Regions from separate parts of the Homo sapiens genome. Here all the other regions are linked to region 4. Evidence: chromatin contacts called from ENCODE Hi-C or POLR2A ChIA-PET data. All regions are on one chromosome and are shown on one strand. The core of a region is the stretch at or near the end of the contact, and the rest is flanking DNA. Distances in the headings are between cores, read along the strand shown.

What was found. Hi-C counts contacts between places; a loop is a spot of excess contacts on that map. ChIA-PET counts read pairs that join two places held with the same protein, here RNA polymerase II (POLR2A). Pooled maps may share reads with other maps.
Region 1: a loop to region 4 is called in a map of MCF 10A, with 4 times the contacts of the local background. The contact joins two enhancer-like sites. A Hi-C loop is called at or near these places in 1 of 168 maps with a recorded cell type or tissue (MCF 10A) and 5 of 50 pooled maps. POLR2A ChIA-PET finds 5 or more read pairs at or near these places in 4 of 52 experiments (MCF 10A, activated CD4-positive, alpha-beta T cell, activated naive CD8-positive, alpha-beta T cell and 1 more).
Region 2: a pooled map shows a loop between it and region 4 (4-fold over the local background). The contact joins two enhancer-like sites. A Hi-C loop is called at or near these places in 1 of 168 maps with a recorded cell type or tissue (mammary epithelial cell) and 10 of 50 pooled maps. POLR2A ChIA-PET finds 5 or more read pairs at or near these places in 4 of 52 experiments (T-cell, activated CD4-positive, alpha-beta T cell, activated T-cell and 1 more).
Region 3: a loop to region 4 is called in a pooled map, with 5 times the contacts of the local background. The contact joins two enhancer-like sites. A Hi-C loop is called at or near these places in 1 of 168 maps with a recorded cell type or tissue (thyroid gland) and 2 of 50 pooled maps. POLR2A ChIA-PET finds 5 or more read pairs at or near these places in 3 of 52 experiments (AG04449, BJ and activated T-cell).

Annotation. Positions count from the first base shown.
Region 1 is chr5:95,923,583-95,926,282 of GRCh38, forward strand. All of the region lies in intron 2 of ELL2 (elongation factor for RNA polymerase II 2), which reads right to left. Among named protein-coding and RNA genes, the nearest start is that of ELL2, 37 kb to the right of the region's middle. RefSeq lists enhancers at 522-661, 1,143-1,437. Within about 2 kb of position 1,314, at least 6 of the 41 ENCODE cell types and tissues checked have a DNase peak (open chromatin) inside an H3K27ac peak, as active enhancers do.
Region 2 is chr5:96,278,820-96,281,532 of GRCh38, forward strand. All of the region lies in intron 1 of LOC101929710 (a long non-coding RNA gene), which reads left to right. It also overlaps a transcript of CAST not described here. Among named protein-coding and RNA genes, the nearest start is that of PCSK1, 150 kb to the right of the region's middle. RefSeq lists an enhancer at 1,480-1,529. Within about 2 kb of position 1,457, at least 2 of the 41 ENCODE cell types and tissues checked have a DNase peak (open chromatin) inside an H3K27ac peak, as active enhancers do; they include mammary epithelial cell, where a contact is called at or near this core.
Region 3 is chr5:96,253,721-96,256,435 of GRCh38, forward strand. All of the region lies in intron 1 of LOC101929710 (a long non-coding RNA gene), which reads left to right. It also overlaps a transcript of CAST not described here. Among named protein-coding and RNA genes, the nearest start is that of MIR583, 180 kb to the left of the region's middle. Within about 2 kb of position 1,376, at least 9 of the 41 ENCODE cell types and tissues checked have a DNase peak (open chromatin) inside an H3K27ac peak, as active enhancers do.
Region 4 is chr5:96,066,716-96,069,415 of GRCh38, forward strand. The region is part of intron 1 of LOC101929710 (a long non-coding RNA gene); the gene reads left to right. All of the region lies in intron 1 of LOC105379096 (a long non-coding RNA gene), which reads right to left. It also overlaps a transcript of CAST not described here. Among named protein-coding and RNA genes, the nearest start is that of MIR583, 11 kb to the right of the region's middle. Within about 2 kb of position 1,421, at least 6 of the 41 ENCODE cell types and tissues checked have a DNase peak (open chromatin) inside an H3K27ac peak, as active enhancers do; they include mammary epithelial cell, where a contact is called at or near this core.

The sequences.
Region 1 (2,700 bases), core at 64-2,563, 140 kb before region 4:
AGGGACATGGAGCCCAGGCCAATCAGAGTTCTACATTGCCTTTTCTTGGTAGTTTCAGAGCAGCATCAATGCAGATGGTATGGTCTGAGCTAAGCCCAGGCCAATCAGAGTTCTACATTGCCTTTTCTTGGTAGTTTCAGAGCAGCATCAATGCAGATGGTATGGTCTGAGCTAATCTGAAGCTTTTCAAGAGCAAGATGTTTTCAGGCAAATTTTACATCCTTAAAATTTCAAAAGGGTTTGTAGACTTAGTGCATCTAATTTCTTGAAGATGTATTAATTAGACACAAAGTTAATTGTATCAATATCCAAGTATACTCTTAAGAATGAAATGGGTATATAAGGTAGCACTTATGTTTATGGCTGGTAAGGCTGTGTAACAATTTGGCCAATGGACAGGAAAGCAGGAGACTTATTGGAAAGAGCAGGTAATATATGACAATTAGGGCAGGTTGGTGAGAGGGAAGCTTTAGAACTAAACTATGGCAACTTCAGAGCAGACCAGAACCTGTGGGACTGTTGAAGGCCAGAGCTAGGGTGGGTCTGAGACCTTGTCTAATCTAGAGCCATTCAGGCAGAGTTTCAGAGGAACCTGTGGATATGCGTCAGTCCCCTCTGATATGCAGGAGCCTATTCCATTGTGTATCTACACAGTTCTTTTTTCCAAAATGGTTATAAAGCATTTTCTTAAAAACTAGCCTTCAGGTTCATGAAATACGAGGAGGAGGAAGTGAAAATGTACTGACTGCTACTGGTAGACCTAGGGTCAGCTTTGAGGACTGAGGTAACCACCACAGGAAATAAGTTTTGAGGTCTGATTTTGAAACAATATTGGAAGACCATTCCTTTGTGAGATAGAAACTTCTCCATTTTAATTTTAGTATTTTAAGCTTTTCCTACAGGTCAGTTGGGAATAATTTTTATTTAGGGACTCACAATCTTGAATTTTTAGCTAAATGCCTTAAGAATAAAATATTATTTAAAAAGTATTAAAATGCTGTGATTCCAAACAGTTTCTTGTTCAAGATGAAGAATATAAAAATATACCACCATGTCTCGGCAACTGGAAAAGCAGATTTTAATTTTCATTCCAAAAATGAGAGACTGAAAATCAAAGGCTTAGGACCACAATCCACAACCCTCCTCCCAACCTCCTGTCTGTCTTTGATAAAAAGCTACAAAGAAAAAGTTTCAGGAAACTTTCAGACATTTATAATTAGCATAAACACTGTATACCAAGATGTGTAAGTCAAAACGTCTAATTACTCTGGGATACAAGCTCAGGCATGTGGCAACAGAATACTGCCTGAAAGGTCATTTCAACATCAAGTCACGGACGTCCTATTTACATAAGGATCTAGGGCAGAAGCACAATGTGCACACTGCTGCAACTTTCTCATATGTGAATGCTAACATCTGCTGAAAAGCTGTTGGTACCTTTACTGCAGGTTTCCTGTCCTTGAGTCAAATACTTTCTACTCAATATTGGATTGAGGTATACATTAGATTAAAAATAGAACCAGCAAGGGTTTTCTTCATTTATTTAAGTGTTTTGTTCTTCTGTGGGATTACAAATCATTCAAACTTACAGAATTCTTGTTTGACAGACACCTTTTCTGATAAGGTGATTGTAAATGCTCAGTGAACCAGCAGTACCATGGTTTGACATGACAATTCCTGGTGTTAAAGTGGACTCATATAGCTGAGCGGGCCAAGATCATCTATAATTTCTTTTTTATAGATTAGGGACAATGAGGCTTAGTGATTTGTTCAAGTTAGAGTCATACTTAGATTGACAACCCCTGTACTACAAATCCGAGCCTGCTCCATGGCTGTCTGAAACACTCATTACCTTGTAATACTAACATATTATGTTTATAGTCTTTCTCCCTTCACTAGAATATAAGCTCTGCAAGGACAGAGGCTTTTGTCTGTTGTGTTCCCTGAATATATTGTCAGCACCTCAAGTGGTGCGTGGCACAAAGTAGTCACTCAATGCATATTTGTTAAATGAAAAGGTGGATTAATGCCTGAGCCAGGCCTAGAACTGAAGTGTTTGCTTTCTTTCCACCAGCATTTCTGAAGCATGCTGAAAAGTTTCCTTATGTGAAAGAGGGGTTCTTTCCTCAAATAAATTTAGGAAATGCCAAGTTAAACAAAATAACTTTCTTTGCTGTGGGTCTTTTCATACTGAATAGTTTCCCAATTTGTATGGCCTCAGAACCCACCTCCCCTCCGGCATCCCAGGAAGCCAGTCCATCTCTTAATTTTATCTAAAATCTATTATTTGACTATATATAGACTATATATTAGCTTAGATACAAACTTACTGCAAACATTTAAACATTAGAATTCTCTGTTGTTCTCAAATTATTTCTAGACTCTTGATTCTGTGACTTCCTTAAAATCTAGAAAATATACTTTAAGCTAGAGAAATATATTTGCATGTACTATTCAGGCTCCACAGTTTAGGGACAGAATAGTCTAGAATCAGAACAGAAAATAGAAACCTCAACCTGAAAGCCACATGTGCTATTTTTTAAACTAGACCTGCAGTTATGACTTTAGGCCCAAACATTATGGGTTGAGGGGAGAAAAAAAAAAAAGCCTCTCACATCAGCCCAGATGTGCAAACCAATGCTGAAGGGTGGAGGAGTAGGAAGGGGAGGGTAGCCTTCACTGGCAATAGAAAAAGTTAAG
Region 2 (2,713 bases), core at 207-2,706, 210 kb after region 4:
ACACACATGCAGTTACATGCATGTATATATACATATGCATAAATACATGCATCCACATATTTCATCTACTATCTCTCATCATATCCTATAGCTTAAAAAATGTTGTAGTCTTATAATGACCATATAAGCAGCCACTGTTAGCACCATTATGTATAAACATTAAAATCTGTACAGCTATTAATGCTATATCAGAAGGATGGATGATACTCATATTTTCTTGTCAGCATTCTATTTCTTTGAATTAGAGAAAGCTGAAAAGAGAGTATTTCTTTTTCTGCCAAATATCTGGAAACACTTGGTCTCTCGGGTGGACTTCCAGCCAAATGAGGATCTCTGCAGGAATGGAAGAAATCACACACTCTGCTCCAGGAGCCTCTGTTTGCCAGGTCACATTGCTTTACTCTGGATTTCTACCATTTGATCGAAGGTCAGTCCAGAGACTTGAGGCCCACTGTGGTGCTGCAGATGGCCCAGTCTTGCCAGGGAAATGTGTCCCCTTGTGTTTTTGCCAGCTGCGGATCTGAAGATGAGATGTTTGCATCTCTAACACCTCACTTTTTGTGCCAAACCAGGCCTGCACTGCAAGGAATCCCCCTGCCAATTTTCCTTTATTAAAAAGATACTCCTTTCCATGCCCAAGAATAATATTATGGAAAAGGATAACCATTTAGCTATGTTTGACCATGGTCCTAAGGAATTCAGCAGGATCCCACAGAATTCCAAACAACGTATTTTTTAATTCACAAGCAAAGGATGAAAGGCACATTAATAGACATGATAAGAACAGAAGATGGGTAATTCTTCTAGAAGGCTTTACAGTGTCACTAGAGCACCATGTATCAATGTTCTGATTAATGTTCTTATACCACAGCTATACATGGTATACTTGCATTATATTTTGAGTAATAATAAAATATGCTTCTTGAGAAGTTATAAAAACTGAGCTGACCATTAAGGATTTGGCATCTTATTTTGCTGTATGGGAAGACATTTAGCATGTGGTTTCACACCCAGCCTGTAGGAGTTCATCCAAGTTCAGTGGTCCTAGACACAGTCAACATCCTCTTCTTTTAGAGTTCAGATAGCCCCACTAACATTCAGAATCTCCAAGCACACACTGCACCATTTTTTTAAAGCACATCCTTTAGCGCCAGACAACAGGCAAACACTAATGAAGTTCCAGGTAGAGGCATGTTTATTTGTTTTCTGTGGTTCAGAAACCATTTCCGTTTGCTTGAATAACACATTGTCTAAAAGCAATTTCCTTTCTGTCTCCATGGCTCCTTGAAATGGTAAATTATTAAAATAATCAGGCCTACTGGTGCCATAATGAACAAGAGGTGATCTCGTATTGGAGGCACTAAGCAGAGAAAAAGATTTTTTAAATTACCGTAAATTCATTCTCTGGTACTCAACGTTGTGGTTTTTGTTGCTGTTTGGTAGTTCCTAATTCCACTCCCCCAGTCCCCACACACACACTCCTTGGTTCCAATATTGCATTATAAAGATGATTCATATTAGGATAAAGTTTTGTCTCTCAGCCTACATCACTTCTCAGGACAGGTAATGAGTAAGAAGAGAACAATGAAATGACTAACAATGAAGTAGAATTCACAAACAAAACTGAATGAAGTTGCTTGAAAAGAAAATTTTGCTTATAGGTAAGTCTCTGTACGGAGAGAGCCAATGCATCCAGATTCAACTGCTAATCAGAAAATCTGGGTTTTGGCCCCTGCTCTGACACCAACATGACTTTGGGTAAGACCCATACCCACACTAAGCCTCAGTTTCCACTTCTGTAAAATGGTAACACTAGTTACTCACTTTGCTTATTTAAGTATCAAATGAGATAATGTATGTGAAAATACTTCATGAACTATGAACCACTTTACTAATATAAAATACCAGTAGAACAGAACATGTGTTAAAGGTAGAGGTAAGATTTTTTTTTTTTTCTTAACTGTTGTCCTTTTGTATGTATTCACACTAACACTAAGCCCCTGTTACCTCAATTCCTACTCCTAACTGGTCTCTGCGATTCCATTCCACCCTTCAAAATCCTTTCAGTCCCTCCTGTACTTTGAAGCCAGGTGAATCTTCCTGAATTATTAATTTCCAGGGAAATGTCTTGCAAGCCTGTGGAGCTCCATGTGGTGTTTAAAATAATAGAAACAATATGCCCATGGCAAAGGAATAATGTGGATGATAATGTAATCCAGATGTCAGTTTAGACCTCTCTGTCTCTTGAGAATCTGGAGATATCAAGATACATTGATTCTGACTCCCAATTCTAGAGCCCATAATTGGTCAAAATAATGTCATATGCATTATTGAGAGCAATACTTCCTCATGGTTGCTGATTCATCTGGACTTTTATTGTTGTTGTTGCAAATGACAGAAACTCAAGTTTTAACATCCTAAGCAACAAGTAAATAGGCTGGCTTATTTAACTGAAAAACTCAAAAGGTAGCATGACTTTAGGCGTGACTAGATCCGGTGACTCAAATTATATTAACAGAATTCTTTTTGTTTTTGCTCTGCCTTTCTCTGAGTTGTCTTCATGCTCAGGCAGTGTCTCTGTGTGTGGTGAACAGTTGATGAAGGCAATGAATTAACCAAGATTAATCAGCAGTTAATTACAGCTGCAAGTAACAGGAAAAATGCTAAGTGGCTTAAACAAGATAGTTTATTTCTCTCTCACATAAGGGTCTAG
Region 3 (2,715 bases), core at 126-2,625, 190 kb after region 4:
AGGAAAATAAATATTGTTTGGAGATTAAAGATTTTTTAAATATTGCATTTGTCCCAGTTGAATGTATTTGAAATGTAATAATTTGAATATCCAAAATGTAAAACCAAGAGATATGATGTAGCATATTTTATTTCCAAGGAATCCTACAAAATTTCGCCTACTTTGGTACATACCTTATCAAAGTCATTTTATCTACCTCTAGCATTTTGTAGGAGAGGCTAGGGAATGTGTGCCCAGTGGTTAAAAAAAAAGAGAGAAATTCACTTTTCTTTTGGCAAGTCACAGACATTCCTTGGGATTGGGGTGGGATGGGGTGGGTTAGCACAGTAAACTGTTGCTGTGAACTCTAATTATTTTTTAAATATGATTTTCAGTTCTTATTTGAATGTTAATGGATTTTAAGTATTTATCTCTGACCTAATTTAGGGTGAGAGACAAAACCTTGGAGACAGCATATATAGAATGTCATGATCTTCCCAGTTGCTTCATGGAAATATTCATATACTGACCTACTCCTCTTACTTTCTCCAGGGCACAAAACTACCATATATATTTTCTTCTTCTAGTATGTCTTAGAATATTATTTCAGTGACTTTATGTTATTACTTATTTCAGAAACAAAATGCAAACAGAAACAATAAAGGTCTTAATCTAAAGACTAAAGTAATTCACAAAGAGCAGGAATAGAAACTAAATTCCATACCTTTTCTCTTTTGACTTCTAATTTTCTTTTCTTCAAGTAGCTTTTATTTCTCTCAATGCTTATTCTAATTCTAATAGCTTATTGCAATCTGTATCTATCTTTGCAATATTCCTTTCTTATTTAATTCCTACTTCCATGTCTACATTTTAAAAAGTGGTTCCTATATTCAGGAGTAATTTATTACTTAGCTCTTGAGAGAGAAAGGTGGCTATGTATGTACATTTTCTTAAAATGTGCTTTGAATTTTACTCCAGGGACAGTGGTTGAAATCTTGCCCAGAGTTATCATGTTAGTTACAAAGTAGACATGGACTGATGTATGACAGGAGAAGAGTTTCTGATATCAGGAATATTTGATTTTATTTTGGAATAGGTGAAGATTGAGGGTTTTAAAAAAATTTCTGTCTTTAAGAATTTCCCATTAAAACACTATTTTTTAAATCTGTATCCAGAGCTGGAATTTTATATTGCTAAAAGTATTACAGCCTATTCTCACTTTTATTCTCCTTTGTCGGGCATATTTGCTCATGTCTAAGTCTTTTCAGTTATTCTTAATCCTACTTAAAATCTTTGGGTGGATTAAAAGTTGCATTTCCTTGTAGCTTATGTTGCAAGCATCAAATGATTAAAAAACGAAGATAATTTATTTTCCTACCATAAGCTTAATGACTCATATTCTGGAGCGGATGGGGGTTGGCAGGGGGAAGAAGGGAGGCAAAGAAAAGTAAAAAGTAAATAGCAGGCATGTTTCAGGAGAAACTCCAGCCAGGGCTGTTGGGTTGAACTTTATCGATGCTGCTTCATGATATGTGTCAAAATAAATGCAGGAAACAGCTTTTGCCTCAAAGCTTGGAATGTTGTGGTTAACTGATATTTAGGTAAAGGAATGTTACAATTGGAATAGCTGGCCTAAAACTCTTCCCAAAACCATCAATTTTATTTATTAAACTTGCTGAAAAGACGAAAAGTGACAAGGAAAGGCACAGATCATTTATTTATTTGACAAGTTTCTCAGAGTTCTTTTCCTTGATAAAGCAGCAATGACGATGAATTTTATTATGCTTAGTGTATGTGTTTGCTTGGTTTAAATTATTTACATATTTACTGTTAGGGCAGTAATAAAACCAGGTCAGTCCAAATAACTTTTTTTTTGTCTTGTCTGTGGAACACTATGAAAGTTGCATTTTTAATGGATGATGACCACAGTTGTTTTTAGGATTCCTGAATGAAGTCATGAAGTCTGAAAAATTTTGGAACCTAGAGTTTTAACTCATGTTACAATTTGAGTAACTGCTTTACAGAAAAGGGCCTGGTCTAATTTTGAGACTGTGGCTTGATTCTCACAAGTTTGATGCTCATTTCCCAAGGATAATATATATAAGCCCATAATTAAGGCTGTACTTTAGTTAGACTTGAGTTGTGAAGAAAGAAATTCAGGTTACTTTAGGGTTCCGTTCCTCAAATCTGGTGTTCTGTGCTATGCTTTTACAGTTAAGTGTGCTACAAAATAAAGTCTTTGGGACCCTCTGTTAAATAGGTTTAAACTTTTTTGGAACAAGATTTCTAAGAGACTTAAATGTGCAAGAGAGCATTCTGACTGAGAAAGGATAAGGCATGTAGCATTTCCAGATCATTAGCAAGCAGTATCTATTCTCATCTCTCAGAACTCTGTTTCTCAGAGCATGGTTAAGGAGAATTTTTATGTATATAAATGTATCACCATCAATAATCAAGGCAGAACTGTATATTTATATTTACATAGTATATATTACATATTATATATAAACTTACATATATATTATATAAACATATAATTTATACAGTATTTATGTGTTTATATGTAATATGTAATATATACTATATAAATATACAGTTTATACAGTATATTTGTGTGATATAAATATACGGTATATAAATATATAAATATACAGTATATAAATATACAGTAATATATATATATACTATATAAATATACAGTTATGCCTTGCTTATTAATGATGATACATTCTGAGA
Region 4 (2,700 bases), core at 171-2,670:
GTGGTGTGATCATACCTTACTGCAAGCTTGAACTCCTGGGCTCAAGCAATTCTCCCCCCTCAGTCTCCCTAGTAGCTAGGACTACAGGCATGCACCACCATGCCTGGCAAGTTAACAAAATTTTTTTTTTTGTAGAGATGGGGTCTTAGTATGTTGCCCAGGCTGGTCCCAAACTCCTGGCTTCAGTTGATCCTCCAGCCTCAGCCTCCCAAAGTGCTGGAATTACAGGTGTTAAGTCACTGCACCCAGCCCTGTTATTTCTTAAGTGATTCATATTTATGCCTTATTTCTCCAGTTTTCTTGGAGGGAAAGCATCACCTTCATTTTCTATCTACTTTAGGGGATAACACAGTGCTTTACATATAGTAAGCAATAAAACTACATCTGTGGGATAAACAAATTTATATTCAGGTTCCTATAATGTCAGGTACTCAATCCTTTGTTTAAAGTTAATGCCATGTAAAAATAGGTAATAGGGGTATTATATTTGAATTTCAAGCAATCTTGTGCTTAAGGTTATATTCTGTATTTTCTTTTTATTTTCCTTTTACAATTTAATCTGACAGTGGGGCCAATTTTATAGGTGTAGGAAATCCTTTGTCAAATATAGTCTTCCAGTAAATACATGTTTTAAATAATGCAATGTGGATATGGCTCATTATAGTCTCTAAATAATTACCAGGGCCCTTCAGTAAGGGAAATACTTTTCTGATGGATCATTAGGAATACATTTGTGGCAGACTTTTAAACCATTACTAATCATAGAGATGGTCTTAATTGCTTTCGAAGTGAAGAATTCTTTGAAATGTGAAGAATCACTTGCTAAACTTTCTGATTTGCTAGACTAGGTTTTCCTAAATTGGCCTAGTTTAAAATGGGCATACCTGTGCTTAAAAAGATCCAGAGACCTTCCACCTATCTGCAAATACAAAATTAGCAGTAATAACTGACAATCAGCCTCCTTTCCCTCTGTCAGTTATAGGGACTATTTAAGGCTATATCTTTTTCATGCTCTTGAAGTAATGTGAGGTTTAGATTTGACTCCCTTTAATCTGAAACACTGACTTAGCTCCAAACCACTTAACAGCCTGCCATTTTGCACTGGGAGGGGAAAAACAGCAATGTAATTTACTGTCCACATTTTATAGTTTTCCCTTAAAAAAAAAAAAAACTTGCTTACACAGTTCCTGTATTTGCACAGACTAGAGAGTGAAATGGCTTTTAAATGCAGCCCTGGCTGGGCAATGCCAGGAACCCACAGCAGCTGACAGGCCACTCTAGCTGGGGAAAGGCAGTCAGAGGTAAAGAGCATCTCTGGGAATAAAGGTGTCAGGGAGAGAGTGTGAGGGAAGATGTAGGCGGCACAGGTGGGAAGGACAGAGGGTCATGGCTGGCCTACGCTTCATAACTTACGTGCACATCTAGACACATCTTGATAACGATCCTGTCATCATTTTAGTCAGGCAGAAGCATTTCCTGGGCCCTGACTCATTGCTTGGGAATTTCTTCACCATTACCCTGTCTGAACCCTGGTCTCTTAGAGATCTAGCCAAAAGAACCTCTGGCCTTATATATTATCTCTATTACTGAATGAACAGTGTCTGTCTTGGGTCTTGTCTAGGAAAACGGAATAAGAAGCAGGATTCTTGAAGTCTCACCTTGAGAATCATGCTCCACCCCGCTAGAACTTTACCCTGACTCCTGGTCCCTGTGCCCTACTGCCTCACATTTTTCAACTTCTCCTGCTCCATATTCCCTTCCAGCTCCATCCATTCATGGAGCAGTTACTAAACATCTGATATGGGAACCCACCCACTGGACTAGTAAGGAACCCTGTATTAGTCAGGGTTCTTCAGAGAAACAGAACCAATAGGATTATGTGTGTGTGTGTGTGTGTGTGTGTGTGTGTGTGTATAATATGTGTATGTATGCACATGCCCAGTTAATTTTTAATTGTTCATGTATATATAATTAAACATATATGTATATTAATTTACATATTTATATACATATGCATAGTAAATGTGTATGTAAATACATATATGCATATATTTAACTTAAATATATACACATGTGTGTATATGTATAAAATATATTTTATATATACACACACACATATGTATATATATACACACACCTGTCTTCCTGTGTGTATATATACATATATACATACACCAATGTATACATTTTTACATATGGCTCTTGGTTTACATGTATACATACATGAAGACAAAATCGACAGGATGTATGCGTGTATGTATGTGTATATACGGATGTATATATGTATATATGTGCATGTGTATAACCAGATGTATATGTGTGTATGTGTGTGTATGTGTATATACAGATGTGTATATATATGTATACACATACACACACATCCTGTTGATTCCGTCTTCATGTATGTATACATGTAAACCAAGAGCTGTATGTATATATGTATACATTGGTGTATGTATATATGTATACATACACATGGGAAGACAGGTGTGTATATATACATATATATGTGTGTATGTATATAAAATATGTTTATATTACACATATATACACAAATATATGTGTATTTTAAGAATTTAAGATTTATTTTAAGAAACTGGCTTATGTGATTGTGGAGACTGGAAAGCATGTGTGTATGTATGTGTGTGTGTGTGTGTGTGTGTGTGTCTATGTGTGTGTGTGTGTGTGTGTGTCTATGTG